Linked DNA regions of Homo sapiens: regions 1 and 3 are each linked to region 2. The links are chromatin contacts, found by Hi-C or POLR2A ChIA-PET in ENCODE. All regions are on one chromosome and are shown on one strand. Each heading gives the region's core, a stretch centred on a gene start or an enhancer-like site at or near the end of the contact. The rest is flanking DNA. Distances are from core to core; before and after follow the strand shown. Region 1 overlaps APBB2 (amyloid beta precursor protein binding family B member 2). Region 2 holds the start of LINC02265 (long intergenic non-protein coding RNA 2265). Region 3 holds the start of UGDH (UDP-glucose 6-dehydrogenase).

Region 1 (4,342 bases), core at 440-2,939, 530 kb before region 2:
CAGTGATGTGGCTCTGTTAATAGAGTGTCAGGAATGTCGGTAAAACAGGTAAGGCTATGTCCATGCCGTTGTTTCTGTATGTTTTTTATTGGGAGCAGGTGGAACTGGAAAATGAAGACACGTCCTCTGCCAGTGTTTACTGCAAACAGTTTCCTGTATTTGACTGTGATATTTTAAGCTTGATTACCTCCCCCAGTTGATATGTTGCCTCTGTAAATTCAGCTGGCATCTCTTGGCTTCATCATAATGTGGCTCAAAATACACACTTCTGGGTGATACAGTTGACCTAAAATAAGCACGGAAAGCCTATTAATTGCTGCAGAGTTGGGAAATTAGATGAGCTGTCAGTGCTCAGACTCGCTGTTAACGGGGCTGTGTTATTGGCGGGATGCCGTGTGAATGCTAACGTGTTGTTTCTGCTCTGTTCCCTCACGCCTTCCCGGATTCAGAGAGAGGTAACCGGCCGATTTTCACTTCTCCCCCCTTCGTGGTGTCTTAACGTGTCTGGCAAAGCTCACTTGCTTTCTTCATGTCGCATTGCCATCCTCACAACCATCCTTGTCTTTGAAAGGCAGAACTTTTGTTTTGTTTTGTTTTGTTTCGCCTCTTATCACCAGCATTTAAAACAGAGTCTGGAATTGCATCTGCGTTCCTCATTCTCTACTGTGTTTGACCCTGGTTGTGGAAGGTGATGGGCTGAGTGATTAAGTCTAACACCAATGTGGTCACTCACTAACGACTGAGAAAAATCTCATCAGTGTGGCAGGGAGTGAATGTGATGGAAATAGGTTATGTGCCATGTTGTAGAAGGAGGCTTTTCATGCTTCTGGAAAAATTAATATCATGGCCGGGCGTGGTGGCTCACGCCTGTAATCCTAACACTTTGGGAGGCCGAGGTAGGTGGATCACTCGAGGTCAGGAGTTCAAGACCAGCCTGGCCAACATGGCAAAATCTCATTTCTACTAAGAATACAAAAAATTAGCTAGGCGTGGTGGTGGGCACCTGTAATCACAGCTACTTGGGAGGCCTAGGCAGGAGAACCACTTGAACCTGGGAGGCAGTGGTTGCGGTGAGCCAAGATGGCACCACTGCATTCCAGCCAGGGTGACAGAGGGATACTCTGTCTCTAAATAAATAAATAAATAAATAAATAATATTAGTGCTTATATTACATATTCTCTAGAATTTGATTGGTAAGGGTTGGCACTAGGCTACTAGCCTAGCCAGAAGCACTGATTCAGTTTCAGTGTCAATTATTAGCCAAAATATATGGTCCTCCCTCTCCACCACAAGAAGGATAGAACCACAGAAAAGACATACCTATGAAACAAGAGATTTTGACCTCAGTTGTGTTTTTCCAATGCTCTGCATGTCCGCCTGCCCGTTTGATTGATTGGGGACTTTAAGCTCCATGATTCCATAGCTCTACCACTTAATAAAAACTCCACTTTTGATGGAATAAGGGAATTTGGAGATAATTCTCCTTGAATGAATGATGGTGGTTCCTGCTGGGCAAAGCGGAGAGACACGAAGGCAGATCTCCTCTTTGTGTCGGAGTTGGTGTCATGTAACCTCCCTGCCTGGTTGGGAGCTGGAAGTGATGAGTCCTCAGCTGGTATTTCCTGCCACACTGGTGTTGTGACTGCCCTCTGCTGGTGGCTGTTTTCCCCTGTGATGTGCTGCTGTCATAGTCCAGTGGTTAAGAGGGAGAGACAGCATAGAGTGGGCGGTGACACCTGCAGGGCTGGTCTTCCAGAGAGTGTGATTAGGAGAATTTGCAGGTTTCACTGACTTTTTAAATCACTTTGAGGAGACCCTGGCGGGGGCAGGTGGTGGAAAGTTCTGGAGGATGAGGGCTGTGCATGTGGATGTGAGCTCCTTCATGTAAAATAACAGCCAGTCCCATCAGAGTCAATGGGGAGGACATTTTCAGGTGTTCGCTAGTTCCTATCCTCCTTGTTTATGTGAGTGTCCTCGCTGGGAGGCAGTTGCTCTGAATATTAACACCAGGACCCTGTTCTAGAGAGGGCTACAGATTCTAGTTTGCCCAAGCCACCTCGATAATTGCAGGTGGTAGAATTTCAGATCTGCTATTTACACACTGTGTCTCATGAGCGTGCCTGGTGAAGAATTCCCTGCTAAGCCTGTGTGTTTACCCAGGTGACGAGTACCTGGGATACTCCTTTCGGAGGCTAAAAAACTTAGCATCTTTTTAAGCTTGCAAAGAAGGAGAAAGTAAGTTAAGCTTACCAAGCGAGAGCCTGAACTTTGTGAAATTAGTGATGCCTGCATGTGATACATGTGACATTGGGTTAAAAAGAACAGAAAACCAGAGTCTTACATGTGTGTGTTTTGCGGGGGGTCATTCTGGATTGGCCATCTGGAAAGATGAAGTTTCTTACGTACTTTCGCTTCCTGATTCCTCCCACTCTCAAAACAAGATTTTTTCAAAGTGCAGTCAGAAAATAAAAGCATCCAGTCTTGAAAACAGGACTCATTCTTCCTCCAGACCTTGTACAGACTGTCAACAACCCACATTTTTGTATAGCCCAGGAACCCTATAATTACACCGTGTTCTCATGTGGGCTTACCTTTTGAATTCTATTTTGGATCTCATGCTAGGCCCTGCACAGGTGAAACAAAGAGGAGAGAAAGCCCTTTGTCCTAAAGTGCCAGAAGTGCGATGTTTGGATCCAATCCGTTTGCTGCTGTCTTATCCTTATTTGCAGATGGGACCTGCCCTTTGCAATAGCATCAATAGAAAGATAAGCTGGGAGGGAAGGGTCACTGGGTACATTTTAGCAAGTCTTAGTATAATTCATATGAGTGCAAATATTTATTAAAAAACACCCCTCGTGGGGCCAGGCGCAATGGCTCATGCCTGTAATCCCAGCACTTTGGGAGTCCGAGGTGGGCGGATCACCTGAGGTCAGGAATTCGAGACCACCCTGGCCAACATGGCGAAGCCCCGTCTCTACTAAAAATATAAAAATTAGCCAGGCATGGTGTCACACGCTTGTAATCCCAGCTACTCGGGAGGCTGAGGCAGGAGAATTTCTTGAACCTGGGAGGCAGAGGTTGCAGTGAGCCGAGATGGCACCACTGCACTCCAGCCTGGGCAACAGAGCGAGACTCCACCTCAAAAAAAAAAAAGAAAAAAGAAAAATCCCTCATGGATAAGGAGACAGTATTTCAAAGTAGGCTTTTTGTTTGACTTCTTTTTCCTCATTTATAATATGGTACCTACCATTTATTGAATGCCTATCATGTGCCAGCCTTCACAAATTCCCTCAATAAAACATGCCATGTATTTGACCTGAGCAACTGTGATTGATGTGAAAGATGTTATCAAATTGTGGATACTTGGTAAGGAATCCCAACAACAGAGAATTGGTGAGAGATTGAGTGTAATGTGACTCTTAACAGAAAAGGACAGGTGAGTTCCTGCCAGTTACATGGGCTCTGGTGCAGCTGACAAGGTCAACTTGTTCTGTGCCACTCCAGAAAGCAAAACTAGATCCTACAAGCAGAAGTTACAGGGAGGCAAGGTTGCGTTCATCATTTAGAAAAAATATATTTTGAGCCAGGTGTGGTGGCACATGCCTGTAGTCCCAGCTACTTGGGAGGCTGAGACGGGAGGATCGCTTGAGTCTAGGAGGTCGAGGCTACAATGAGCTTTGATTGCACCACTGCACTCCAGCCTGGCCGACAGAGTGAGACCCTGTCTCAAAATAATAAAGTGAAAAATAGTATATAAAAATGTTTTAAGAAGACATATATATATTATTCACTGGAGCTTTCCACCAACAGAACAGGCTGATTTATTAAAGAAACGAGATGTCCTATCATGGAAATACTCTAGGTACCACCTGCTGGTGCTGCTGTGAAAGGGACTTTGAAAAGTTAGCCTGAGTCACAGCTAAGAGGTCTGTAGATGCCTTTTGGAAGAGAGGTAAACACATAAGCAAATTCCACTTACACTACGAGAGTTGCACAGGAGAGATTTAGGGAGAGAATAAGTAGTTCTGGCTATTTTTTAAAATAGAGCCTGCTTTTGCCAGGCATGGTGGCTCACGCCTGTAATCCCAGCACTTTGGGAGGCTGAGGTGGGCGGATCACTTGAGTCCAGGAGTTCTAGACCAGCCTGCCCAATGTGGTGAAACTCCATCTCCACTAAAAATACAAAAATTGGCAAGGCGCGTGGCTCACGCCTGTAATCCCAGCACTTTGAGAGGCCGAGGCAGGCGGATCACGAGGTCAGGAGATCGAGACCATACTGGCTAACTTGGTGAAACCCCATCTCTACTAAAAATACTAAAAATTAGCCAAGTGTGGTGGCAC
Region 2 (4,540 bases), core at 2,041-4,540:
CTCCTGACCAGTGACTGAAACGCTGAACCAAGCTTGGAGCTGGAGCAGCCATTTTGGGCCACGAGGTAGAAGCCATGTGTTGAAGAGAATGGAACAAGATGGAAGAAACCTGGTGATCAGGGAGCCGCCATAACAGTCTTGGGTTGTCTCTGTTTACATGAGAGGTAAATAAATTATTATTATTATTATTATTATTTTGAGATGCAGTATCGCTCTGTCACCCAGGCTGGAGTGCAGTGGCACGATCTCAGCTCACTACAACCTCCACCTAAGCAATTCGCTTGCCTCAGCCTCCCGAGTAGCTGGGACTATGGGTACCTGCCACCAGGCCTGGCTAATTTTTGTATTTTTGGTAGAGATGGGCTTTCACCATGTTGACTAGGCTGGTCTCGAACTCCTGGCCTCAAGTGATCCACCCACCTCGGCCTCCCAATGTGCTGGGATTGCAGGCATGAGCCATCACACCCAGCCTTTATTATATCCAGTGATTTAACAAAAACCACTTATATTTGGGGTTCTCAGTTATAAGTATTATGTTCGAACACAGAAAGTGAAACTATTTGAAAGTTTCTTGTAGAATTGGCTGGGAAGAAAGGCAATTCATTCCCTTTGAAGGATTTCATTCCCGGGATGTGGCTGCCTGCTTAAAGAGCAGGTTCCATTCTGTAGAGGAAGCTTGGGAGACAAGGAAAGACCCTCATTTCAAAAATATAGCCACTTCACTTCCTGCTGACTTGAGTTTTTGTTTTGTTAAACTGGTTTCTCTTTTAAAACAAATGTCCCCTCAGTAAACTAAGCTCATTTGTTGTTCACACCTGAGAACCAGAGCATCCTCTGCTGATTAGTAAGGAGTTTGGGGGAAGGGGAGTTGCGACTAGGCTGCAGGAGGAAGTGACACTTGGGGGAGGATAGGCCAAGGTGGTGGGATTGATGGGACTCGGAAAGTCCCTGAAAGCAGGGAAACAAAGAAGTGGGAGAAGGGCCAGACAGGGTCGCGCTCACGCTCTAAATCGCACTGGCTCGGCTTTGACTTGCTCTCAAGACACTGGGAACAGCGCGTGAACACCAGAGGGCAGCAGCGCAAGATGAAATTAACAGGGACTCTTCACAGGGCCCCTGGCTTCAGGTCTCAGGGAGAGCCAGCCTTCCCATCCAACCTGGATCTGCCTGGTTTCCTTTGTCCAAAGTCAACCAGGGTGGAAGACTTCAACCAAAGTGGGCAGGGCCCACTTTCATACACATTCCTTCAGGGATTCCTGGTGATGGTCGTTCCCCCTCTCTAGTCCACTGATGCCATCTCTATCACACATTTAACATTGTATTAAAATAGTCTTTAATGTGGGTTATATATGCTTCTTACCTAGCCACACCCTAAGCAATCAGACCTGTGAAATGATGATTTTGGTGTGCTGGTGTGTGTATGTTATAATTATTACATTAGAATATCTATATCACCAGAAAATCATCTATCACCTATAGGATGTATATCACACTTGGAAAAATGTTGCATTACTTCATTAAATTCCCCCCAATGACCCAATGAAGAAAGTGATATTATTCTCCCCATTTTCTAGATGAGGAAACTGAGGCTCAGAGAGGTTAAATATCTTCCTCAAGAATTTTCGCCAGAGCTGGGATTTGAACCAAGGTCTGCTTGACTTAGAAGGCAGTGGTCCTTGCTTTCTCCCGAGGAGAAGGGAGCAGAGATACCTAAAGATGCCTGACTCCCAATCCCATGGGAACATGCCCCCTGCGGGCTCACTTCCTCTCCTCTTTGTCTTCAATTTCTAAGAATGTCTTCTTTTCACTAAAACAAAACACTCCAGAATGCATTCTGCATGAATAAAGACTGCCAACTCCATGGCAGAAATAACATACCTTTTGGGAATGTTTATCACTTCTAAAATGATGATAAAGAAATTCAACAGTTTGTATTTCTGGACGAACTAGGGGAGAAGAGGAAATAAAGTATCTACAGAGTATCACAACACACCTACAGGAAGCTGAGCAAAGTAGACTAATCACACTGGGCCCGGAGGACGGCTGGTAACAGAAACCTCAACGTTTATCTGAAGTGACTGCTCATCCCCGGGCACCACGGTGACAGGTGTGATAGAAAGATAAAACCCTAGACTCTGCTGCTCACCTGCCGTTGGGCCTTGGTCAAGCCACTTCTCTCTGAGCTTCAACTGCCCCATCTGTAAGAGGATAACAATTCCGGCCTCAGGGGGTCATCATAGCAACAAATGAGGAACCTGTAAATTAGTGCGAAAACACCCCACTTACTACTACTGTTTTTAAATGATTGTGAGAGTAAAAAGGGCCTTCGTGTTCAGAACCCAATCAGCTTAGAGTGAATTGTAGCACTTGGCAAATACTGCCTTTTCTGCTTGGAAACTTCACTTAAAAAGAAAAAAAAAATGAGGTCAAAGAGCGATTCCTAAAGCAAAAGAAAATTGCTAAACTTTAGACTATTCCTGACCCCAAAGTCCTCCTTCAGACCATGTTTCCCCTTTTTCACTCATATCTAGCCCAACATGCATAAATCCTTGCTTCTACCAGAGGGCCACACAGAGGAATGGACAGACAGGAAGAGTCTTTGCCCAATTAGTTTCACTTCCTCCCTGGCACCCCATGGTCACAGCCCTGGAGAATTGTTTTCTGCGGCGCTGAGGGCTACATTTTCGTTTTAACCAGCGCAAGGTAGGCAAGAGACTTAAGTCAGAGAGCTTGATGATGTAATGAATTTGCCAGCTGCCAACGACACTAGGACCTCATCACATTTCTTTGTTTTCCTTTCTAACCCCAAATCTAGCAGGCATCCCTGTTCTCATTAACAAAGCCTCCTATTAGCACCATTGCTCCCTAACTACCATCGGACCTCACAGGGAGAAGTTCTGTATCGAGAACAGTAGAGCAAAAAGACAGGAGGAAAGCAAGTCCCCAACATCATGCAGCCCACATACTAGCTCTGGATGGCTTACGTACGATGAAATCTCCAAGATGCCTTCCAAAAACCAGATGACCCTGTCCTTTCTGGAACTACCGCCGTCCCTTGTAACTCTGTAAGCTTCATTTCCAACCTCATCCTGCTCTAACTCGAGCACAAACATAAGTCTGTAGAACCACAGTGGCCTTGGGGGCATCATTCTCTTTGCCTTGTCAACATTTCTATTTTATATCCCTCCCTGCTCCTGTCTAGAGGTTGGTACTCAGTCTCCTGAGACTCATCTTATAGATAGAGCTTGATGGACCACGGGGAGAGGGCATCACTCCTGCTACAGTCTGAATGCACACACCTGGGGCCCAGCTGCCCAACCTTCCACCGCTGAAGTTCAAACAGTTGCATCTTAGACAACTCCTCCACTTCTAATCAGCCCAGCATAGAGGGAGTTTGGAGGTGTCAGACACCCATCAATGGCTGAGAGAGAAAGAAATATAGTGAAAGACCTGTTAGCAGTTCTGTTGTGCCCAACAGAACTCTCATTTGTCTTATGTCTAAAAAGCTGGCCATTGACTTTCAACAGGATTTCACTGATGCTATTAGAAAATATTTTACCACTAAATGAAAATAAAGATAAACTGCCTTTCTGAAGATGCAAAAGGTAAGAGATAATACATAAAAATGCAAGTTGATCAAATTTCACTTGATGTTTGATGACCCTCAGTGTCCCAGAACATTGCTTTGGGAATTATTTTCTCCTTTGATCTTGCAGAACAGTGTGAATGGACATAGAGGCCATTTGTATAAAAGAGGAACCTAAGGACGTAGGGGAAAACAAAAGAATCTGTCAGGGATGGGAAAAGCACACCCATTTAAATATGCAGAAACCTTAATGCCAGTGTCTGGCTAGCTATTAAGCAGTAATTCCTTCTCTATCCCTTATCATATCTACCAGTTACTCTGCAAGATTCTTCAGTGTAAAGAGCACTGTAAAATGTATTTTTCAGATTTATCTCGTCTTTTTGCCAGATCAGCCCACCCCATGCATATCTGCCAGCTGCCTCTTACACAATCCCTCAGAGCCCACGGAGCTGCACTGTGGGCCCTCAGATGATCTGATGCAGGTATAGAACCCCTCCCCCACATTCTTTTCTTGCTAGCTTGCCTCCATTACAAACCATCTTCCTCACTCAGATATTTTCAATCCTGGTAGTTTTTGCTTGTTTGTTTGAGACAGGGTTTCACGCTGTCACCCAGGCTGGAGTGCAGTGGTGCAATCATAGCTCACTGCAGCCTTGACCTCCTGGGCTCAAGTGATTCTCCTTCCTCAGCCTCCCAAAGTGCTGGGTTTACAGGCGTGAGCCACTGCACCTGACTTCCCCAGCAGTTTTGACCGTGATCTCATTTGCCTCTTTCTCCTGATTAGGCCAGCATTAGAGCATCCAAGAGGCTGCATAATATGGAATAAACATAGGTCATTAGATTTAAATCAAAATTCTGGCTTTTTACTTCCTAGCGATGCAAGCTTTGTTGAGTTCCTTAACTTTTCTTAGCACTTCTGCTTTTTAAAAAAAGTTGCTATAATACTAAATCGTA
Region 3 (4,810 bases), core at 1,529-4,028, 780 kb after region 2:
CTCCATGAAACATAATTTGAAAATAACTAGCCTACCTTGGCAGTTCTCAAAGTTTGTAGTATCAAGACCCCTTGGCATGTTTAAAAATTGAAGACTCAAAGAAGTTTTTTTCATGTGGATTGTAACTATTGGTATTTACCATATTAGAAATGAAAACTGATAAATTATATATAAAAGATTAATTCCTTAAAATTGACAATAAGCCCATTACATGTTAACATAAATATCATATTTTAATGAAAAATTACTATATTTTAAAAACAAAAGATAAGATTGGCATTGTTTTACATTTTTGTAAATCTCTAATATCTGACTTAAAAAACAGCTTAATTCTATTTGCTTTGATAGCACATTATAGTCTCCACAAAACTTCATTGTACACTTCTGAGAGAACAAGAGTGAAAAAAGCAAGTAACACATGAAAACTTTTTGACCTCATGGATCCCAGAAAGAACCTCGGAGATTGTCTACAGTCCCCAGCTCACATTTGGAGAACCTCTGTCCTAAATCCAAAGGTCCATTCTAGCTGGCACTGAAAATTGACTTAATTTCTGAAATCCTATTAACCGTTTTGAAGAGTCTGATTCTACCAAAATACTAAAAAAGAATGTGAGGTGAATACTAAATAGAAAAATGTTGAATTCAAAATGAAGGGACTAAGATAAGTGGTTTTTATTACAAAGCAAACTGTATTAGATAACTTAAATCTATGTATGTTCAAAAAGATGTACTTGTCATATCTAGTGCAATTACTTGTTTACATATCTCTTCTACCCAACCTGTGAGCTTTGCAAGAAGGAAATGAGTCTTTTTTGTTTGGTTATTTTTCTGAGACAGTGTCTCGTTCTGTTCCCCAGGCTGCAGGGCAGTGGTGTGATCTCGGCTCACTGCAACAGGGAGCCTCCTGAGCAGCTGGGATTACAGGTGCCCACCGCCTCACCCGGCTAACTTTTTGTATTTTTAGTGGAGCCGGGGTTTCACCATGTTGGCCAGGCTGGTCTGGAACTCCTGACCTCAGGTGATCCGCCCGCTATGGCCTCCCAAAGTGCTGGGATTACAGGCGTAAACCACCGTGCCTGGCCAAAGGAATTGAGTCTTAATCCCTTTTGCATCTTCAGTCTTTAGGATAACGTCTGACACACAACAGGCATTAAATATTTGTTGGATGAATGAACTGAACTGCATAGAATGCAGAAAGCCTACATATACTGGCCAGGCACAGTGGCTCACACCTGTAATCCCAGCACTTTGGGAGGCCGAGACGGGCGGATCACCTGAGGTCAGGAGTTTGAGACCAGCCTGGTCAACATAGCAAAACCCGGTCTCTATTAAAAATATAAAAATTAGCCGGGCATGGTTGTGGGCGCCTGTAATCCCAGCTACTCGGGAGGCTGAGGCAGGAGAATCGTTTGAATCTGGAAGGAGGAGGTTGAGGTGAGCCGAGATCGCACCACTGCACTCCAGCCTCGGCGACAAGAGGGAGACTCCGTCTCAAAACAACCAACCAACAAGCCTACATATCCTGCCACACGTGCTACAATCCACAGCAAACTGTTTCATCCACATTCAACCACTTTCTTAAAGTCACCATCATGATCCTATCAAGAAAACCGTAATTTATATGGTATTTTAATGTGCCTTTATAAATTACTAATCACTTTCTTCATGATGTATGTTAAAATGGCTTATGTCACCTGATGTAATCCTTAATGAGGGAAATAAAAGGCCATGATTATGCCTGGCTTTTTTTCTTATATGTTAGATTTGAGTGTTAAAATGACCTCGAAGCGGCGAAAGAAAGGAACGGAACTGCCCTCCACATTAAAAATGAGCAGGCTCCATAGGTTAATTTTACTCTTCCTCACGCACGGCACTTACATGTTGCAAACTCTCTGCTCCACAGCACGCACAGACATCCCAAATCCCGGATTGGGCCTGAGGAACATCTCTGCAAAGAGCGCCAGGAGGGCGTGGGGGTCCCGCCTCTCTCGCCAGGGACCAGGGAGTGGACACTCACTGGTCCAGTCATGAGGAACTCAGCATCCTCCTGACGGGAGGCGCCTCTTTCCCAGAAGCGGTGGGTCAGGAGGAATCTGACTAAACCCTGGGTTGCCGGCCCGGAGGGCGCGGTTGACCCCGGGGCCTCGAGGTTGTGGGCGAGGAGTAATCCGCCCGCCGAGACCGACCCGCAGATCCAGGAGACCGAAACCCGAGGGCGGCGCTCCAGGGTGCTGAGGAGACCGGAAAGGCGGCCAGGACCTTCCGGTCGCCTCGGCCCACCACCCACCCAGTGTCCGCGCAGCCCTAAAGCCTGGCAGACGCGGAGCGCACGCGGCCTTTGCCTCGGCCAGGACAGGGCAGCGGGGAGAGGGCTGCTAGACAACAATTCTTGACCCCTCCTCGACCCACGACCGCCAGGTAGGCGCGCAAAGCTCCTACACCTGCGGCGCGCCCCCGTCCCCTGGTCCAGCGGACACGCCACGCACGCAGCCCCGCCCAGCGCCGCTCGCGGTAGGGGCGGAGCCGCTGAGCTGGCCAAAGCGGATTTGCCCAGCTAGGCCAGGGGCGGGGCAGGCCCTCCCAGCCAGGACCAGCCCCAGTCTCCCCGCCCCTGAGCCGTGAAGGAAATAGGGACCTGGCCCTGGGCCTTGTGTAGCGGGAGGGGGAGCTAGGAAGCAGCTGAGGGCAGAATCCAGGAGGGCCTGGCTGCGGGGGAATGAAGCCTCCGCCTTCGCAGGCAAAAGCCTTTAAATACGGGCTCAGGCCCGGGACTCAGAGTGTAACGCGTGGCAGCCTGAGGGAGGGGCGTGCGCCGAGAGGGAGCTCAGATCGAGCGGGGCGCGGGTGGAGAAGCTGCGGCGGCGCGGCCCGTAGGAAGGTGCTGTCCGAACGATCGGGATAGGAGCGGTCCCTGCGCTTGCTGCTGGGAAGTGGGTAAGCGCCGCTCCCAGGCTGGCCCCGCCGCCCGGGCGGGATGCTCCCAGGTCTGGGCGGGATGTGGAGGGAGCGGGGCTGGGGTGTGCGCGCTGCTCCCGGTCGCTCGCTGCGCTGGGTCCCGGGCTTCCCGTCTCACGACCTTCGTCTCTTTGGGGCTTAGGGCGGGAACCGCATTTTGGAACTGCTGTCCTGGGGATGTGGTCGTCTGGGCTTCTTATTCAAGACTCGTGAGTCTTCCAGCCCCTTCTCTTTCTGCCTTTACCCACTTTCCTGACTTGGATGAGATTTCCCTGCCGCCTCCAAAGCCGAACGCCCACCACAGGAAGCGGTTCTCTCGTTGGGGACCTCATTTTGGCCGCAGAGTCGTAGTCTTTTGTTTGTGTTTAAGAGTCTGCTCACCTGAGGGGCTCCTGCTTTTCTCATGCCGCCCCTCTTAAGAAACCAAAGAGAAACGAAGCCAGAAAGCCCTCTTGAGAGCAAAATACTAAGACTGCCGTGATATCTGTCCGGGATGTCCTGGAATCCATTGTTGGCCCCCTACACCACAGAATTGCTCTGTTTGATGTCGGGGAAGGCCTTTCCTGGGTGCCTCGGGAGACCATGTTTGTGTGAGATCTTGAAAAATTATACGTCCTATAAATATATAGGAAGATAACTTAGTAGGGTTAGGAATTCTAGTATAGAGAAAAGAGGGGTTCGCTGGTAGGGATCTATTCATGGGCATACAGAGCAGTAGCTGTCTATCGACAGACCTCAAAGACACAGTGAGCCTTTGAGTTTCTTCAAATCCCTTAAGAAATGGAGAACAGTAGTCTTTCTTCAGGGGGGTTCTGGAAATGAAAGAGCTGACTGTCTGCTCTGAGATGTGCTTATTAGTGGCCAGGATCCAGTTTAAGGTAAGGGGTAGACAACCCTGATTGAAAAGATCTCATTTCTTCTCCCGTTGCTGTACTCCTTTTTCTAACAAAATCTATAACTGGATAAGCATAATCCATCTTCCTTCTTGTTTACTTCCACAGCTTTACATGATAACCCTTAGACATAAAATTAATACCGGCTTTCTTACTGATTAAATATTTTTCTCTGGTCAGGCATCTTTTACTGTTTAATTTCTGGAAATGATTAAAATGTGTGAAGCTGATGTATCCAACTATAATGCCCATCGTTAGCTCCTGGGTACCTATGCAAAATATGCTGTAGAGAGCTGGGGCTAGAAGGATTATATTCCGTTTAGATTGTAGTAGGGCATTTGTTATTTGTTAGTGACCCCTTCTGGGTTGGAATGTTTATTTGAATTTATGAAATTTTACATGAAGAGTAGTTTTGGAACGGTTTGGTTTGTTGTGACTCTCCCAAAATACAGAGGTAAAAACTCATTTCAAAATAACCCATTTAATAAGGAAACACTCCTATGTCTCTGACAGCAGAATAGAGGGCCAGAGGGTACATAAAAGTAGAAATAGAAAATGGGGGCCGGGCGTGGTGGCTCACGCCTGTAATCCCAGCACTTTGGGAGGCCGAGACGGGCGGATCACGAGGTCAGGAGATCGAGACCATCCTGGCTAACATGGTGAAATCCCGTCTCTACTAAAAATACAAAAAAAAATTAGCCGGGCGTAGTGGCGGGCGCCTGTAGTCCCAGCTACTCGGGAGGCTGAGGCAGGAGAATGGCATGAACCTGGGAGGCAGAGCTTTCAGTGAGCCGAGATTGCGCCACTGCACTCCAACCTGGGCAACTGAGCGAGACTACGTCTCAAAAAAAAAAAAGAAAAAGAAAAGAAAATGGGGCTGGGCGCAGTGGCTCACGCCTGTAATCCCAGCACTTTGGGAGGCCAAGGTGGATGGATCACCTGAGGTCAGGAGTTCGAGACCA

The links. A loop is a pair of places that touch in the nucleus more often than their neighbours do. ChIA-PET counts read pairs that join two places held with the same protein, here RNA polymerase II (POLR2A). Pooled maps may share reads with other maps.
Region 1: a pooled map shows a loop between it and region 2 (4-fold over the local background). The contact joins the enhancer-like site here to the promoter of LINC02265 in region 2. A Hi-C loop is called at or near these places in 7 of 37 single-sample maps with no recorded cell type and 10 of 50 pooled maps.
Region 3: a map of OCI-LY7 shows a loop between it and region 2 (2.0-fold over the local background). The contact joins the promoter of UGDH here to the promoter of LINC02265 in region 2. A Hi-C loop is called at or near these places in 3 of 168 maps with a recorded cell type or tissue (OCI-LY7, endothelial cell of umbilical vein and naive thymus-derived CD4-positive, alpha-beta T cell), 1 of 37 single-sample maps with no recorded cell type and 11 of 50 pooled maps. POLR2A ChIA-PET finds 5 or more read pairs at or near these places in 1 of 52 experiments (GM12878).

Annotation. Positions count from the first base shown.
Region 1 is chr4:40,838,483-40,842,824 of GRCh38, reverse strand. The region is part of intron 12 of APBB2 (amyloid beta precursor protein binding family B member 2); the gene reads left to right. Among named protein-coding and RNA genes, the nearest start is that of NSUN7, 91 kb to the right of the region's middle. RefSeq lists enhancers at 1,374-1,875, 2,027-2,126, 2,147-2,236. Within about 2 kb of position 1,689, at least 7 of the 41 ENCODE cell types and tissues checked have a DNase peak (open chromatin) inside an H3K27ac peak, as active enhancers do.
Region 2 is chr4:40,305,935-40,310,474 of GRCh38, reverse strand. LINC02265 (long intergenic non-protein coding RNA 2265) reads right to left here and starts at 3,290. Exons shown (of 4, transcript NR_121641.1): 1 at 2,989-3,290; 2 at 2,147-2,198. RefSeq lists enhancers at 1-477, 1-547, 478-1,116, 2,121-2,250, 2,821-2,870 and a silencer at 889-1,183.
Region 3 is chr4:39,525,407-39,530,216 of GRCh38, reverse strand. It overlaps UGDH (UDP-glucose 6-dehydrogenase), which reads left to right and starts at 2,778. Exons shown (of 12, transcript NM_003359.4): 1 at 2,778-2,934. It overlaps UGDH-AS1 (UGDH antisense RNA 1), which reads right to left and starts at 2,378. Exons shown (of 5, transcript NR_047679.1): 1 at 1,879-2,378. RefSeq lists an enhancer at 1,894-1,953 and silencers at 2,334-2,633, 2,884-3,063.